Linked DNA regions of Homo sapiens: region 1 is linked to region 2. A link is a loop called in an ENCODE intact Hi-C map of the cell type or tissue named here. Cell type or tissue: natural killer cell. All regions are shown on one strand.

Region 1 (8,000 bases), 170 kb before region 2:
ACTTATGCCTGTAATCCCAGCATTGTTGCGGGGCAAGGCAGGAGGATCACTTAAACAAGACATTTGAGACCAGCCTGGGCAACATAGAGGGACCCATCTCTACAAAGTATTTAAAAAATAAAAAATTAGCTGGGTGTGGTGGCACACAACTGTAGTCCTTGTAGCTACTTGGGATGCTGAGACTAGAAGATCACTTGAGCATAGGAGTTCATGGTTGCAGTGAGTTAGATCACACCACTGCACTCCAGCCTTGGCAACAGAGCAAGACCGTGTCTCAAAAAAAAAAAAAAATTGAAGTCAGTCCTCTCAAACTTCATTGCTGCTTATCAGCTAAGTTTATGGAATATTCTAAATCTTGTGTTACCATTTCAACGATGTTGACAGCACCTTCATCAGGAGTAGATTCCATCTCAAGAAACCAGTTTCTTTGCCTATCCATAAGAAGCAGCTGTATATCCGTTCAAGTTGGATTATGAGATTGATGCAATTCAGTCACATCTTCAAGCTCCACTTCTAATTCTTATCTTGCTATTTCCACCATATCCATAGTGACTACCTCTACGGAAGTCTTGAACCCCTCAAAGTCATCCATTAGGGTTACAATCAACTTCTTCCAAGCACTTGTTAATGTTGATATTTTGGCCTCCTCCCATGAATCCCAAATGTTCTTTTTTTTTTTTTCCTTTTTTCTTTTTTTCAGACAGAGTCTCACTCTGTCACCCAGGCTGGAGTGCAGTGGCGCGATCTTGGCTCACTACAACCTCTGCCTCCTCAGTTCAGTGGCGAAATCTCAGCTCACTGCAACCTCTACCTCCCAGGCTCAAGCGATTCTCATGCCTCAGCCTCCCAAGTAGCTGGGACCACAGGCATGCGCCACCACACCCGGCTTATTTTTGTATTTTTAGTAGAGATGGGGGTTTTGCCATGTTGGCCAGGCTGGTCTCGAACTCCTGGCCCCAAGTAATCCACGCACCTTGGCTTCCCAAAGTGTTGGGATTACAGGCATGAGCCACTGTGCCCACTCCCAAATGTTCTTAATGACATCTAGAATGGTGAATCCTTTCGTGAAGGATTTCTATTTACTTTGCCCAAATCCATCAGAGGAATCACTCTATGGCAACTATACCTTTAGGAAATGTATGTCTTAAGACTTGAAAGTTGAAATTACTCCTTGACCCATGGGCTGCAGAATGGATATTGTGTTAGCAGGCATGAAAACAACACTAATCTTGTACATTTGCATCAGAGTTCTTGGGTGGCTAGGTACATTGTTAATAATCAGTAATATTTGGAAAGGAATCTTTTTTTTTTTTTTGAGCAGTAGGTTTCAACAGTTGGCTTAAAATATTCAGTAAGCCATGCTGTAAACAGATGTGCAGTCGTTTAGGCTTTGCTGTTCCATTTATGGAACACAAGCAGAGTAGATTTAGCATAATTCTTAGGGGCCCTAGGATTTTCAGAATAATAAATAAGCATTGGCTTCAACTTAAAGTTACCAGCTACGTTAGCCCCTAACAAGAGAGTCATCCTGTCCTTTGAAGCTTTGATGCCACATATTTACTTCTCCTCTATAGCTATGAAATCCCTAGATGGCATCTTCCTCCAATATAAGGCTGATTTGTCTACATTGAAAATTTGTTTAGTGTAGCTATCTTAATCAGTGCTCCTAGCTAGATCTGTTGGATAACTTGCTGTACCTTCTACATCAGCACTTGTGGCTTCACCTTGCACTTTTATGTTGTGGAGATGGCTTCTTTCCTTGAATCTCATGAACCAAACTTTGCTATCTTCTACCTATTCTTCTGCAGCTTCCTCACCTCTCTCAGTCTTCACAGAATTGAGGAGAGTTAGAACCTTGCTCTGGATTAGGCTTAAGGGAATGTTGTAGCTGGTTTAACCTATCCAGACCACTAAAACTTTCTCTATACCAGCAATAAGGCTGTTTTGCTTTTTTGTGTTCACTGGACTAGCATTTTAAATTTCCTTTAAGAACTTTTCTTTTGCATTCACAACTTGCGTACTGGCAAAATAGGCCTAGCTTTTGGCCAGTCTCAGCTTTTGACATGCCTTCCTCACTAAGCTTAATCATTTCTAGCTTTTGATTTAAAGTGAAAGAAAGTGTGACTCTTCCTTTTACTTGAACACTCAGAGGCCATTGTAAGGGTTTTTTTGTTGTTGTTGCTGTTGCTGTTGTTTTTTGGTTTTTGGGTTTTTTTTTTTTTGCATTTAGTAGTGCATTTTATTTATTCTAAGTTGCATACATTTTTACATTTTTAACATCTGTGCAATTGAAATGGATCTCACAACTGATAGACTCTTAGATTACAGCTGGACACAGAGGCTAACACCAGTAATCCAGCACTTTGGGAGGCCAAGGCCGGTGGATCACTTGAGGTCAGGAGTTCAAGACCAGCCTGGCCAACAGGGTGAAACCCCATCTCTACTAAAAATACAAAAATAGGTGGTGGCATGCACCTGTAATCCCAGCTACTTGGGAGGCTAAGGCAGGAGAATCACTTGAACCCAGGAGGCAGAGGTTGCAGTGAGCTGAGATGGTGCCACTGCACTACAGCCTGGGCAACAGAGTGAGACTCCATCTCAATAAATTAAAAAAAAAAAAGGCTGGGTGTGGTGGCTCACACCTGTAATCCCAGCACTTTGGGAGGCCAAGGCAGGTGGATCACCTGAGGTCAGGAGTTTGAGACCAGCCTGGCCAACATGGCAAAACCCCGTCTCTACTAAAAATACAAAAATTAACCGGGCATGGTGGCTCACGCCTGTAATCCCAGCTACTCGGGAGGCTGAGGTGCGAGAATCTCTTGAACCCGAGAGGCAGAGGTTGCAGTGAACCGAGATAGTGCCACTGCACTCCAGCCTGGGTGAAGAGCGAGACTCTGTCTCAAAATCATAAATAAATAAATAGAAATTAGCTTTTCAGAGAGACAGAGGTCTTGTCTTGTTGCAGTCTCAAAAAAAAAAAAAATTTAAAGGAAAAGCAGTATTCAATGTCAGTGAGTCTTCCATTGTAAAGTTACTAATTGGCCTAATTTCAATATTGTTGTGTCTCAAGGAATAGGGAGGCCTGAGAAGAGGAAGCGAGATGGGTGAACAGCTGGTTGGTGGATCAGTCAGAACACACACATTTATCAATTAAGTTTGACATTTTATGTGGGCTTGGTTCATGGTACCCCAAAGCAATTACAACAGTAACATCAAAAATTACCACATATTACTATAACAGATAATAATGAAGTTTGAAATATGATAATTACCAAACTGTGACACAGAGAACACATTTTGTTGGAAAAATGGTGCTGACAGACTGGCAGACACAGTTACCACAAACATTCAATTTGTAAAAAATGCAGTATTTGCAAAGCGCAGTAAAGGAAAGCACAGTTAAACAAGGTATGCTTGTGTAAATTTATTTACCAGATTTTATAATACCAAAACCAAACAATATCCCTTAGAATTTATAAGAGTAATATCTTTATATCACAGTAAGCTCACTACCTCATTGGTATAGATGTTTAAATAAATTTAAGATTTAGACAAATTCATAAATTCTACCTCCATACTTTTATAAGGTTTTGGAGTCAGAAAGGGCCTTGGAGGTTTTCTAGCTCCTCATCTTTAAGGTATGTAAAATATCTGGAGTAGATCCGTAATGTCATGGAGACTAACAGTGGTTCTCACAAAATGTCTCCTGATACCCTGTTAGAGACAAAACATTGACCTAGAATGGTCTGGGTCGTGACGCACTGTGATGCTTCTCATCTTGTGAGTTAGAAATTTTTCACCCACTTGGTGGCCAGAAACAGACCACATAGAGTTTTGATGCTCTGAGACAGTGTGCTCACATAGGTAATTATATAGTTGCAGTTATAAATCCTGTTTGGCTAAATGTAGGCTCTGACAAGCCTTTGAAGGTGGGAAGTCTCCTGCATTGTAATCTAAAATCTTAAATCTAAGAAGGACAAATGTGGAAAATCAAATTATGATTTTAAAGATGAAATTGGGGTGAATGGTTAATGCTGACAGAGCTAAAAGCGCCATCATCTGGTCCAGAGTAGGGGATTTCACACGTTGCTTCTTGGCAGTAAACAGTAGAATCTCAGAGGTGCGGAAGCCAAAAACCTCTGCAGAACAACTATAACCTCTTCCTGAACAGCCACCTCTGTTGCTTGGTATGCAGAATAAAAGCTTTCTGAAACAGGGTTTGACATGTCTCAAAATAGATTTGAAAAGTTCTCACCATACCTGCTGCTTCTGTTGGTTTACATATAACATACATATTCCAAGTGATATATATGCACATATATATAAATATGTACATATATCCACTAAGTTCTTTGGCATAAGTTATTTCTAGTTTTAGATTTACTTTGCTAAAATGAAAACCAATCATCTAATTTATACCTTAGTGAAAGTAAGATGAAAATGTTTATAAAGAAACAGCTTACAAGCATTCTTTAACTAGGATGGTTACATATTTTTGTTTTGTAAACTGAGCTTTCACAACTATCTTCAGGACAACAAAAATTGTGGGAAGATAATAGAAAATACTTAGCTGGAAGAGAAATGGCACTTTCTCTTCAAACGAAAGAAATTTGGATTTCATCTAAGAAAGGACAGAAAAGAAAGAGCAATGTAACTTGGTGCTTCATTCTTTCTAAAACAGCACCTAGCAAAAACAAACTGGAATTTTATATCGAATCTTGAATCTAGTTTATTTCAGTGTCAGGTACCATTCTTTATAGATTGGGGATGAGGGAAGGTATTTAAGGTTCCTTTAAGATAGTTAAGATCTAGAAACAATGTTGAGTTTAGTTCTTAGAAAAATTACACAAAGGAGAAGAAAATAGTTTGTAAAGTATATTGAGTTCCTGTGAAAGGGATTAAGCAAAGGTGGTATCCTTGCAACTTTTTTGGGTCTTTTTCTAACACTAAATAGAGGCAACAGGATATAGAAAGGGCTTGGCCTAATTCGAATCCTAGATTTACTACTTGTTAGCTATGTGATCTTAGGAAGTCATTTAACCTCTCAAAACTTCGGTTTCCTCATCTATAAAAATAGAGTTGAAGGCTCGGTGCGGTGGCTCACAACTGTAATCCCAGCATTTTGGGAGGCCGAGGCGGGTGAATCATGAGGTCAGGAATTCGAGACCAGCCTGGCCAACATGGTGAAACCCCATCTCTACTAAAAATACAAAAAATGAGCTGGGCGTAGTGGCGGGTGCCTGTAATCCCAGCTACTCAGGAGGCTGAGGCAGGACAATCGCTTCAACCTGGGAGGCGGAGGTTGCAGTGAGCCGAGATTGTGCCACTGCACTCCAGCCTAGGCAACAGTGAGACTCTGTCTCAAAAAAAATAAAAATAAAAATAGAGTTGTAAATTGTGTGAGGATTAAATGAAATAATGTGTAAAACCATCTAGCAGACAATTTGGGAAGATGAAAAAGTGCTGGAGATGCATGGTGGCGATAGTTGCACAACAGTGTAAATATACTTCATGCTACTGAACTATATACCTAAAAATGTATTAAACGGTAAATTTTACCACAATTTAAAAAATCCACCTAGCATATGGTAGGTGATGCCTACCTTATGCTTTTTCCCTTGCCTTCTTTAAAGATACAATTTTCTTTTAATTCTCAAAAAATAACAAGTTGTATAGCAGGAGATGTTGCATAAAGCTGTCTTAAATTGCATTCATAATTTACAGTAATGTTTATATATTTTGATTACCATTTGATTGAGCTACACTTGGACCTCATTCTTGTTTGGAACTATTCTGCCTTCAAGATCTTGAAATAAGAGCTTCCCGTCTCTGACCACAACCTCTATCTCAATCTGCAGCTATCACTCCTGAGTCTGCTTTGTGACCTCATTTTGACCTCCTATCTCTAGCCTAGCTCTATTCTTCTGAGTTGGCAGACCCTCTTACTTTTGTTTTCTTGAGCTCTACAGTCAGCGATTACAGTGTCCTCTTAAACAATTGTAGATTCTTTCTCCCTTAACCTTCTGGCATGTCCACCTTCCCAACCTCCAGTCATACTTTTTTTCTATTTAGCTTGCTGAACATTTTGGGGAAAGTTCTCAAATAAGACCATTAGCGCTTTAGATAAGCTATCTCATTTAATTCAGTCCTCTTAGCATCCCTGGGGAAATATTATGTTACTCACTTTATGGATGGTGGAACTGAGGCTCAGAGTGGTATGGTGACTCACCCAAGGACACTTAGTTACATATAGATTTGGGATTTAAACCCAGGTCTGTCTGATATCCAAGCCTACATTCATTGTATCCCTTTGGCCCTGTTCTCTCTACTATGTTTTTCCCACCTTTTTTTTCTTTCTTACTGACTATAGAATAGACCTTTTCTACTCTCAAACTTTGAATCGACCACCAACCATAGTAGATAGTTTAACCCACTTTACTGAACCAATTGGAGGCATCCAGCAGAAACTCCTTCAACATTATTTTCTTCATATGGGCTCTCATTTCTCTGCCTCATTGCTGATAAAGTACCCTCCTTTATCTTACTGATTCCACTTTCTCTCCTGGGCCTTGCTTTATGATTTATTTGTATTCTGCCTCCTTTGAGATATCCTTTCATATTGATTATTTTCCCTCTACCTTAAAAAAACCTGAAAAATATCTATGAGCAGTCTTATAGTAATTGGTGATCTCAGTGAGAGCCATTTCAGGAGAGAAATGAGTACAGATTCCAGAAGGCAGAAAGCTGATAACTGAGTAGGAAATATGGAAGTTGAAAATGATGAGGGCAGACTTCTTTAATAAAGGCTTACGATGAAATGAGTAGGGGCTGTATGATCAAAGGATTGTTTGTTTGTTTTTTTTAAGAGATTGGGTAGATTTAAACACGATTACATGCTTTAAAAAAGAGAAAAAAGGGAGAGGTTTGTAGAGTAAATACCCCAGAGTGGAGATTCAAGGGATTAGCCTCAAATGCCTTTATATACAGACTGTATCCATCTTTATAAGCCCAGCTGAAATGACACCTCTCTGAAACTCCTTTTGATTGGCTCAGAAGCAAGTTTTTCTCTGATTTCCTGTAGCAGCTTATACATCTCTCATGGCATTTAACACATATTGTCTTGAATAACAGTGTAGTTATTATGAGCTTTACTGTCTGGGTTTGATTCCTGGCTTCACCACCTACTAGCTGTGTGATTTTGGGCAAATTGCTTATTCTCTCTGTACTCAGTTTCCTTATCTATAACATGGGGATAATATTAGTAGCTACATCGTTGTTATGAGGATCAATATCTGTAAAGCTCTTAGAACATGCATTTTTCTTCTACTAAATTTTAAGGTCTGGCAGGCGCGGTGGCTCACACCTGGTAATCCCAGCACTGTGGAAGGCTGAGGTGGGGGCAGTGGGGAGCGAGGGGTTGTTACTACTCCAATGTAACTGCTTTCTCAGAAATTAAGGCAAAAAGTCTTACTGACCATGTAAAGGAAATCCAACAATTATAAACAGTCTCTGCCTTTAAGGAGCTTATAGTCTAGTTAAGAAACCAGACTTAAACATATGAAAAGTTAAACATTGGCCAGGCACAGTGGCTCATGCCTATAATCCCAGCACTTTGGGAGGCCAAGGCAGGAGGATCACCTGAAGTCAGGAGTTCAAGACCAGCCTGACCAACATGGAGAAACCCCATCTCTACTAAAAATACAAAACTAGTTGGGCATGGTGGCACATGCCTGTAATCCCAACTACTTGAGAGGCTGAGGCAGGAGAATCACTTGAACCCGGGAGGCAGAGGTTATGGTGAGCTGTGATCACACCATTGCACTCCAGCCTGGGCAACAAGAGCAAAACTCCATCTCAAAAAAAAAAAAAAGAAAAAGAAAAAGTTAAACATTTAGGTAATGGTTCTAGTAGTAGGCCATAAAGGAGTTCATGATTAATTATGTTAATTGTACAGACAATGATGACTCTGGAATTTAGGGAAGGGATTTACTTTAGTCCAA
Region 2 (8,000 bases):
ACCCAGAGAGCAGGCCCCTGAGGCTAGGTTAACCCGGCAAAACGAAAAATGAAACAGGCCCCCAATCTGCGCCTGTGAAGACCAAGCCGCGGGCTGAGATTTTCGTCCTGCCCCCTCCCTGCCGCCCAGCGCCTAGCTCCTCTGCCTGGCCCGTTCTGCCCTGTTCTCTGTTTGAGGTTTGGGGGTCTAGATTGCAGGATCCTAGCACTTTATAAAACAGTCAGGTCTGGTCAGAAAATGAAAGGTCAGCGTTGCCGCCAGTCGAAACGACTGGTTTGTTTTCCGTCACTGGCCAGCTCCGCGCAAACGAATCTAAGCGACAAGCAGCTAGGGTCCTGCCGCCTGGGATGGAGGCAGCAGCCCCAGCGGGCAAGCTGTCCAAGTCCCAGAGAAGCCGGATGCCTCCTTCCCCTACGAATCAGCTCCCTTCTCCCGGAAAGACTCTCCAACTCCCCGTTAGCATTTCTACGCCCAAGGTCGCGCCAATTCCCCCCCAGCACTGCCGGGTCCCTGCAGCTCCCGCCCAAGAGGTTCCCAGTGGGTTCCTACCTGGAGACGCGGAGGGTGACGGGGGCCTCCAGAAGTCCTCAAACTCCGAGCTCCGTTCGCAGACGCTGCCTTCGCAGCTGTCTGGGGATGCGGAGGCTCTGTCTGGGGCTTCGGTCAGCTGCGATTCGGGGGACAAACGGTCCCGGGGCTCCGCCTTCGCCCCGCCTGCATTTGAAGTGCTGTCTGCAAAGAGGAGGCAGGTGAGGGGCTCAGGCTGGGACCGGTTGAGTCTGAGGGTGCTGAAGGCTCCCCCAATCCCCCGACCAGGGCAGCCGAGCGTCTTCCCCTCTCCACCCAGACCCCGGCCGGGAACCCTCTCGGATCCGAGGGCAGGCGCAGAGAGGCCATGGCACCTAGGAGACAAACCCGGAGGAACCAGGACAGTAGGAAACAAAAACAGCAGCAAAAGGGACGTTGGGGCAGCCCCTCCCAGCTCCGGACTAATGGTGTGCCGAGGTGCAGTAGGCATCCGGGGGAGCAGCCCCGCCTGGCCCGCGCGCGCCTCGCACCTGCTCGGCTAGGCGCCGGTACATTCTCTAAACGGAGGGAATAGTCTGGTCCTGGGGAGCGCGGCTGGTGGTAGCTGTGAGCCTTCTTGCTTTTGACGAGAAATGAGCGCGGCATGGTGGTCCGGCACTTTCCCCACTGCGCCCCAAGAGTCCCTGGAGCCGCTGTCACCCACGGTCACTCCGAGGGCTTGCTCAGCCCCAGCCCGGAGGAGACCTGAGAGGGAAAGAAAACCAGGTGGAGACGTGGGTCAGTACTCTCCGGTGCGGCGGACTGGGCACCCAGGCGGAGGGAGAGCGCGGGCCAGGGAGGCGCGCAGAGGGCCCACGGGAGGAGGGGCTTGACCCTGCTGCGCCGCGCTTACCAGGTGGCACTTGGACAGGTGGCGCGAACCCGCCGTCGTTGCCGCCGCCGCCACTGACACAGCTCAGCGGTAAAACCTGTCCCGGGGCCCTGTCTCAGGCCCCTTTCCTCCTCCCTGCCCACGCCCCCCAGCTCCTCCCCTTTCCTAGCGAAGCTCGCTCCGGCAATCAAACTCCCTGGAGAGCTGTAGTTCCCATCGGGTGGGTTACCCCAACTCAGCTACTCATCGCCTGCCTGGCTGTGCTTTACGGCTGGCGAGGGAGGGCGGGGACACGCGGATCGGTTTAGGGGCCGGGGATGCCCAGTGGTCGAGGACCCGGAAGGGGCAAGGAGCCAAGACCTCCAAGAGCCAGCTACCAACTGGAGTGAAAGGACCGGGGGGAGGGGGGAACAGAACACAAGATAAAACTGTGGGGCGGCGGGAGGACAGCAGCAGAGGGATTGGGGACAGCAGAGGCCAGAGAAAGGAGGTGGGAGAGCAAAGGGACAGGAAAGTGAGGGGAACAACAGACGACCAACCCCCGCCCCAGGAGAAACTCGCATCTGGGTGATCCCACTCGCCCCTCACTAGTGCCCCACGTAGGAGAAACTTTGCCCTTGGACTCCCGGCTGCGGCGGGCACCGGTCGAGGCTGCGGCGAGCCATCCCAGACCATGGAGACCTAACCTCGGGAATCAGGTCCCGGGAAAAAAGCACTTTCCGTTCTGCTCACCAAAAAATCTTGTCCTAGGGAGGTGGAGCCCGATCCACGAACGTTGACTGGGAAATGCTAGGTGTCCCGAGTCGGTAGTGCACCGACAATTTAGCAGACAAAAAAGACAGGACGCCAGAGCGCGCAGGCTGCATTAGCAGAGAGCGGGGGTCGGGCCCGGGCCCGGGAGGGAACTAGCTGCCCGGGGCGTCGCTCTCATTAACCCCCAATCAGTTCACCTAATACCAGGTCGAAATCTGAGCGCAGCGGGAGGGCGTGGCTGCGCCTGCCGCTAGGCTCCAGCCGGCTCCGGGGGCGGTACCCCACAGTCGAGGTGGTCTGGAGTAAACGAATCTGCCTTCCTCCCGGGGTGAAGGCGATGGTGACCGGGTTCACACGTGAGCTGCAGTACAGCAGTTCTCCGTGGCCTCGGCTGGTTCAGAAACGAGGGTGCTGGGAACTCTGGGCCGGGGCAGGACCTGCAGTCCTCCGGCTTCGCGCTGTTTCCACTGCCGGACTAGGAGCCCCTCGGCTTCCTAGGCAAGATGCAGGCCACACAGTCTACGTCTGTCCGTTGGCGCTCTCAGCTCAAACGAGTCCTACAGGCCTTGGTCCCTGTAGGGTGCAGGCCCCCTGCTCCAGATCCCCAGCCCCATTGTGTCCCCTTCTCCGGAGGAATGGGAATAGACCTGGGAGAAAAGACGCCTGGGACGTGTCGCGGGGCTCCCGCGAAGTTTCCCGCTACCCAAGCGCCAGAATGCCCCTAGGGGTGAGAGTGCCATCCGCCTCCCTCCGGGGTGGCTCCTAGGGCTAGAGCTTTGTCGCTTCCTGCACTTCTCGTCCGTACAATTAGACGCCACAAACCCCAAACCCAATTCTTTAAACAGCCACGAAACTCGGAAGAAAAGAAAAACGGAGTGGCGTTGTCCCGAGGGTCCCGCTGCAGCTTGGACCCACGTTGGCTGGGAGCGGGACAGATGGGGGCGGGGTAACTGTCAGCGCCGGAGCTGGGTCTGGGCTGGCGCCACCAGAGACCAGGCGGACGCGGAGGCCGCCTCCCCACCCGGGCTGTAAGCCCACGCCTCTCTCGCACCCCGGCCCGCTTTGCTGGTTCCTGTGGGGAGCGACAGAGTTTGGAGGAGATAGGGGCCCCGGGGCCTGGGCCGAGCGCGTGGGAAGGCAACCCCGCGCTGCAGCTGGCGCGGGAGGTGGGGCGGCCCCTCCGCGCGCTCAGGCCTCTCCTCACCGTCCGGGCCCAGGAAGGAGGGAGCCGAGGGCGCTAAGGGGGCGTCCTCCCGAGCGCAGCTGCCGCCGCCTCCCCACCAGATGTTTCCTTCCCTGGTGGATTTGGCTCCCCTGCCGAACCACCAGACCGCCTGCTGCGCGCCCCCAGCTCCAGATTTCCAGTCACACTGCGCGGGTCGCGCCCTAACCCAGCTGCCGGAGCTCTCTGGGCTCCCGCACGGCGGTCCGCAGCAGGTGGGAAACCGCCCGCGCCCTCTGATCGCCCCCGCAGTGCCAGTGCTCTGCGAGTCCCCGCGGCCGCCCCCACCAGGGCAGGAGGCGCAGAACAGGCTCGGCGGACCTACCTGCGGAGTCACGGCGCGGGCACCGCGCTAGGAGAGTTTTCAAACGGAATCTTGCTTTCGGGAGAGACCGCTCTATCTCTCTGACTTAAAAAAAAAAAAAATTCTCCTTCCGAGCTCAGCCCCCAAAACCACAAGCTTCACTTCCTGAGCGTTACTGAGTCGCTCGCATAGCCCTCCCAGACCTGCTCCCAACCCCCGTCGGGCGGCCGGGCGCGCTCCTTTGCGCAAGTGGCCAGGCGGTGGGGGGCCTGGCCTTTCCAGCCCGTCCCGCGCGCCCCTTAGTAGTCCTCCCAGTTCTCTCCCTGTGGGTCGGCAGGGGATGGGGGAAATTGGAGGTCCGGACACTTAGGCACTAGAAATGACTTGAAAGAAAATGAACTATTCTTGGCTCCAGGGAGACTTCCGCAGCGAGAGAAGCCACAGATTGAGGACACAGATTGACTGGCGAGAGAGGGGTGGGGGGCGCCCCGCTCCGAGGACCCTCCCCGCCCCTCAGGCCTCGGTCACCCGCCCCCCCCACCCCCGACCCCGCCGCCTCCTAGGGCTGCACCACCCCCGGGTCGGGACCGTGAATCACCGGCCCGCGGTGCCGCCGGCCTGGAGCCCGGCGAGTGGCCACGGCGTCCGCAGAGCGAAACCTGCCCCGCAGGCCCCGAAATAGCTTGTTGTGGAAACACTTGGGGATAAATACGCCCAACGAGGCTGAAAATACCTTGACACCCAATCCGAGAGGTTTGCTCATTTCCCTTCGGATTTAGGTAATGGTTAAATTTGGAAGAGGTGGGCGAGCGCCGAGCCCCCGGCGGAGAGGGCCCTGGCGGCGCGTCCCGCGGGCGCCCGGCGGGACCGGTGGGCGCACCCTCCCTGCGCGGAGCTCGCCGGCTCTCGACCGGGTCCGCTCAGCCTTCGACTAATTTCCGGTGGTCGGAGCTGCAAAATTAAAGGCCGCGCGGGGGCAGCGCCGGCGGCTGCTAGGCTGACTCCGCCCTGCCGGGGCAAGCCAGGGAGAGCGGGACCTCGCACGCGGGCTCTGCCACCGCCTGAGGTCATACCCAGGCACTGGGTGTTGGCGGGAGCAGTAAAGCGCCATAAAAGCACCACTTGGATGACTATTGCAAAGTAAGCCTTCTTCGCTCGGATTCTATGTTTCATGAGGGTAGGCACTGGATCTTCATCTTTATGTCCTAGGCGGGCTCTTAACAAAAGGCTGTGGACTGAGTAAATGAATGAGTGGGGTTAATTAACTAATTAATTATATTAATAGAACAGGGGGAAAAAACTTAAAACCTAACTCATAGATACATGAACAAATGCAGCAACCTCCAACGCTAGACTGTATGCCATGACCCATAGTGTGTGGCCTGCTGTGTATACTCAAAGCCTACACCCTTTGCTCATTGGAGTGGATGGATGTTGTAGTCATGTTACTTTTCAAAATGAATTGACTTGGATTTTGATCACAACTTCGTGCACAATAGGCCTCCAATGTCAGACATGCACAAGGAGAAGAGAGTGGTGCTCCCCAGTTCTTGCAAAATAACTACCATGTTCTAGGTTAATCTTAAATTGTTATGGGGGGGGAAGCCCTTAAAGCTCTTTTTCTAGAAACAGTTTTTAAATTATTCTTATTTTGCACTGTAAATTTAAAATTTTGCAGGGAATATTTGGTTAGTATAGCAGTGCTTCGAGCATGTATTAATAAATTATACGTTTTGTTAAGCAATGACCTGTGCCCCTATTGTATGCCAGGCGCTGGGCAAATCTTGTCTGCCTAGCTGTCCTCCTTCATTTGCTCAACACATCCCTTCTTTATATATAAATGCAGAGGCAAGCAATTTTGGTCAGAAAGGAAAATTAAGGACATTTTGTTAATATTTTATTTCTTGTGTGCTTTGTCCTGGCCTAAGGTATAAAAATCTCACAGTAGTGCAAAAACAAATCTTTCCCTTATTCCCTTCTCTCCTACTCGATAGCAGAAAAAAACAAATTTTTAGAATAAAATTATAAATGGGACAAAATAAAATTTCTTATCAACCAAGTTCTAGAGAAATGGTTGGACTATTTCCTTTGCATATTAGCAAGTTCAAAGTCAAAATTTCTCGAAAAGGTGCTGTGACTATTTTATAGTTTAGTTGAGTGTTGCTGTTTGAAGTCTCAGAAAACTTGAGGGAGCCCATGAAGGGGGCAGATAAGCACCTTGAGCAGTGAGCAGTATCACCTTAGAATAAATCCCTTTCATTCAGATTTAGTCTAGTCATTTTGCTTTTCATTTGCCCTTCACAGACTCTTGGGATTTCTGAGTTTGAAAAAGAAAACTGAGAACTGGAACAGGGACACGCAGAAAGGAGCAGGTGGGAGGGAGATGGCACTGAATTTCCCTTTATGTCTTTTACATGTTGAACCATGTGTATGTAGTACTAACTCAAATAAATAAATACACATTTAAAAAGTATTTAACAAGTATTCAACACGTTTAAAAAGTATTTAACAATACTTTTTAACAACACAACACTCCCGGGTGTATAGTGTTGAAGTGTGACTCCCACACTTGGGGAAGAATAGGAGAAAGGTAAGAAGAGGGGAACCCAGAGAGGTTAAGAACCTTGCCAAGGACAGTGAAGAGCTAGGACTAGAAATAACGATACAATGAACCCATCTCTGACTTCCTGCTACTCCAAACTACCTCTTGCTTCTATTAAACTAAGGGCAAAGAGAATAAGCCACCCCTCCATGAACATTTTTAGAAGCTACAAATACTCCCTCTCCCTCCATATATTCCTTTGGAATTGAAATAGATCTAATGGTAAGCAAAATGTATACCTGAGGCACAATTTTCTATAAATAGGGTCTTTCCAAAGGAATAATTTTACATTTACTGCCTTTTCAATAATTTGAAACTAATTGTTTCAAATATTTAGAAACTAATTGTTTCTAAATAGCAATAATAATGTATCTGTCGATGCCAAATAACAACTGACCTTCTCATACCACAAACATTTCCAAGCCTTGGCCAGTAGCCCATTTATTTCAAGCAGCCTCTCATAGATCAGAATTTCCCTACAACAGAAGATTTGAGACATTAAAAAAAAAAAAGTGGAGATGGAGTCTCGTTATGTTGCCTAGGCTGGTCTCAAACTCCTGGCCTCAAATGATCCTCCTGCCTCAGCCTCCCAAAATGCTGGGATTACAGGCGTGAACCACTGTGCCTGGCTGAGACATTTTCAAAAAGAAAATTGTAACAGGATATTACCAGTATCTTGTTTATTTTTTCACAAAGCTTTACAATTATGATCTCTGTCCTTTGTGGGACGGCATGGGAAAAGTGGGTGATCCTGAAACCCCAGGGAGGGGCAATACCCCCATTTCCAGAATACATTTCTATGTTTGCCTCATTTGATTCTCACCATGATGATACCAGGAAGGGAAAAAAGAGTTCAGGCATTCAAAAGCTAGTAAGATGTGATTGTCAATCTCTGTTCTGCTAGTACCAGCTTTGAGACCTTGGATAAGTTAGCTCAACTCTCAGCCTGTTTCTCACCTGTAAAGTCGGAATACTGGTACCTACCACGCAAGACTGTGGAGCAACCTTTTTTTTTTTTTTTTTTTTGAGATGAAGTATTGCTCTTTTGCTCAGGTTGGAGTGCAGTGGCGTGATCTCTGCTCACTGCAACCTCCACCTACCGGGTTCAAGCGATTCTCCTGCCTCAGCCTGCCGAGTAGCTGGGATTACAGGCATGCACCACCACGCCCAGCTAATTTTTGTATTTTTAGTAGAGACGGGGTTTTACCATGTTGGCTAGGCTGGTATTGAACTCTTGACCTCGTGATCCACTTGCCTCAGCCTCCCAAAGTGCTGGGATTACAGGCATGAGCCACAATGCCCAGCTGGAACAATCTTTTAATTTGCACTCTTTACCTGTTCATTTGGGCAGCAAGAATGGGAGAATGCTCCAAATGAGGGTTTCTGAGTTTTAAATATAAACGTATAAGAAATTATGCTATATTATTTGTATATTATAAATAATAATATAAATAAGACTATATTACAAATTATGCTACATATATCTGATAAGAAAAGAATAAAACTCTGTAAAACAACTTTCAAGTATTCTTGCTCTATTATTTAACAAAAATTATAATCGTATTACAGATACAACTGAGTAGTCTGCTTTTCTTCCCGAATATTATAATTATTTTTCTTTTTTCTATTCTCTTTATTTTCCTGTTTTCTTAAATGGAATATAAACTTTTTATAGTAAAAATTATTTAAATAAAAATCATGACAATCATCTTCCTTGCTT

The links. Peaks named below come from ENCODE experiments on the same cell type or tissue, not always from the same donor. Only the 100,000 strongest peaks of a DNase experiment are listed, where the experiment ranks them.
Region 1: it touches region 2 in a loop (6-fold over the local background); 16 of 110 quality-filtered maps call a loop at or near these places.

What each region holds. Positions count from the first base shown.
Region 1 is chr1:92,312,143-92,320,142 of GRCh38, forward strand. The region is part of intron 6 of RPAP2 (RNA polymerase II associated protein 2); the gene reads left to right. It also overlaps a transcript of GLMN not described here. Among named protein-coding and RNA genes, the nearest start is that of RPAP2, 17 kb to the left of the region's middle. RefSeq lists a silencer at 5,750-6,044. In natural killer cell, no CTCF peak of the experiment used is centred here; DNase peaks (open chromatin) are centred at 3,769, 4,109 and 5,869; H3K27ac peaks cover 4,968 bases.
Region 2 is chr1:92,482,315-92,490,314 of GRCh38, forward strand. It overlaps GFI1 (growth factor independent 1 transcriptional repressor), which reads right to left and starts at 4,611. Exons shown (of 7, transcript NM_005263.5): 1 at 4,412-4,611; 2 at 1,059-1,272; 3 at 550-732. The coding sequence starts at 1,173. RefSeq lists silencers at 68-157, 1,278-1,407, 3,188-3,367, 3,568-3,617, 4,238-4,347 and 1 more and enhancers at 794-1,393, 1,994-2,594, 3,195-3,795, 3,718-3,867, 4,768-4,817. In natural killer cell, a CTCF peak has its summit at 3,650; DNase peaks (open chromatin) are centred at 2,387, 2,897, 3,687, 4,717 and 5 weaker places; H3K4me3 peaks cover 4,916 bases; H3K27ac peaks cover 3,137 bases.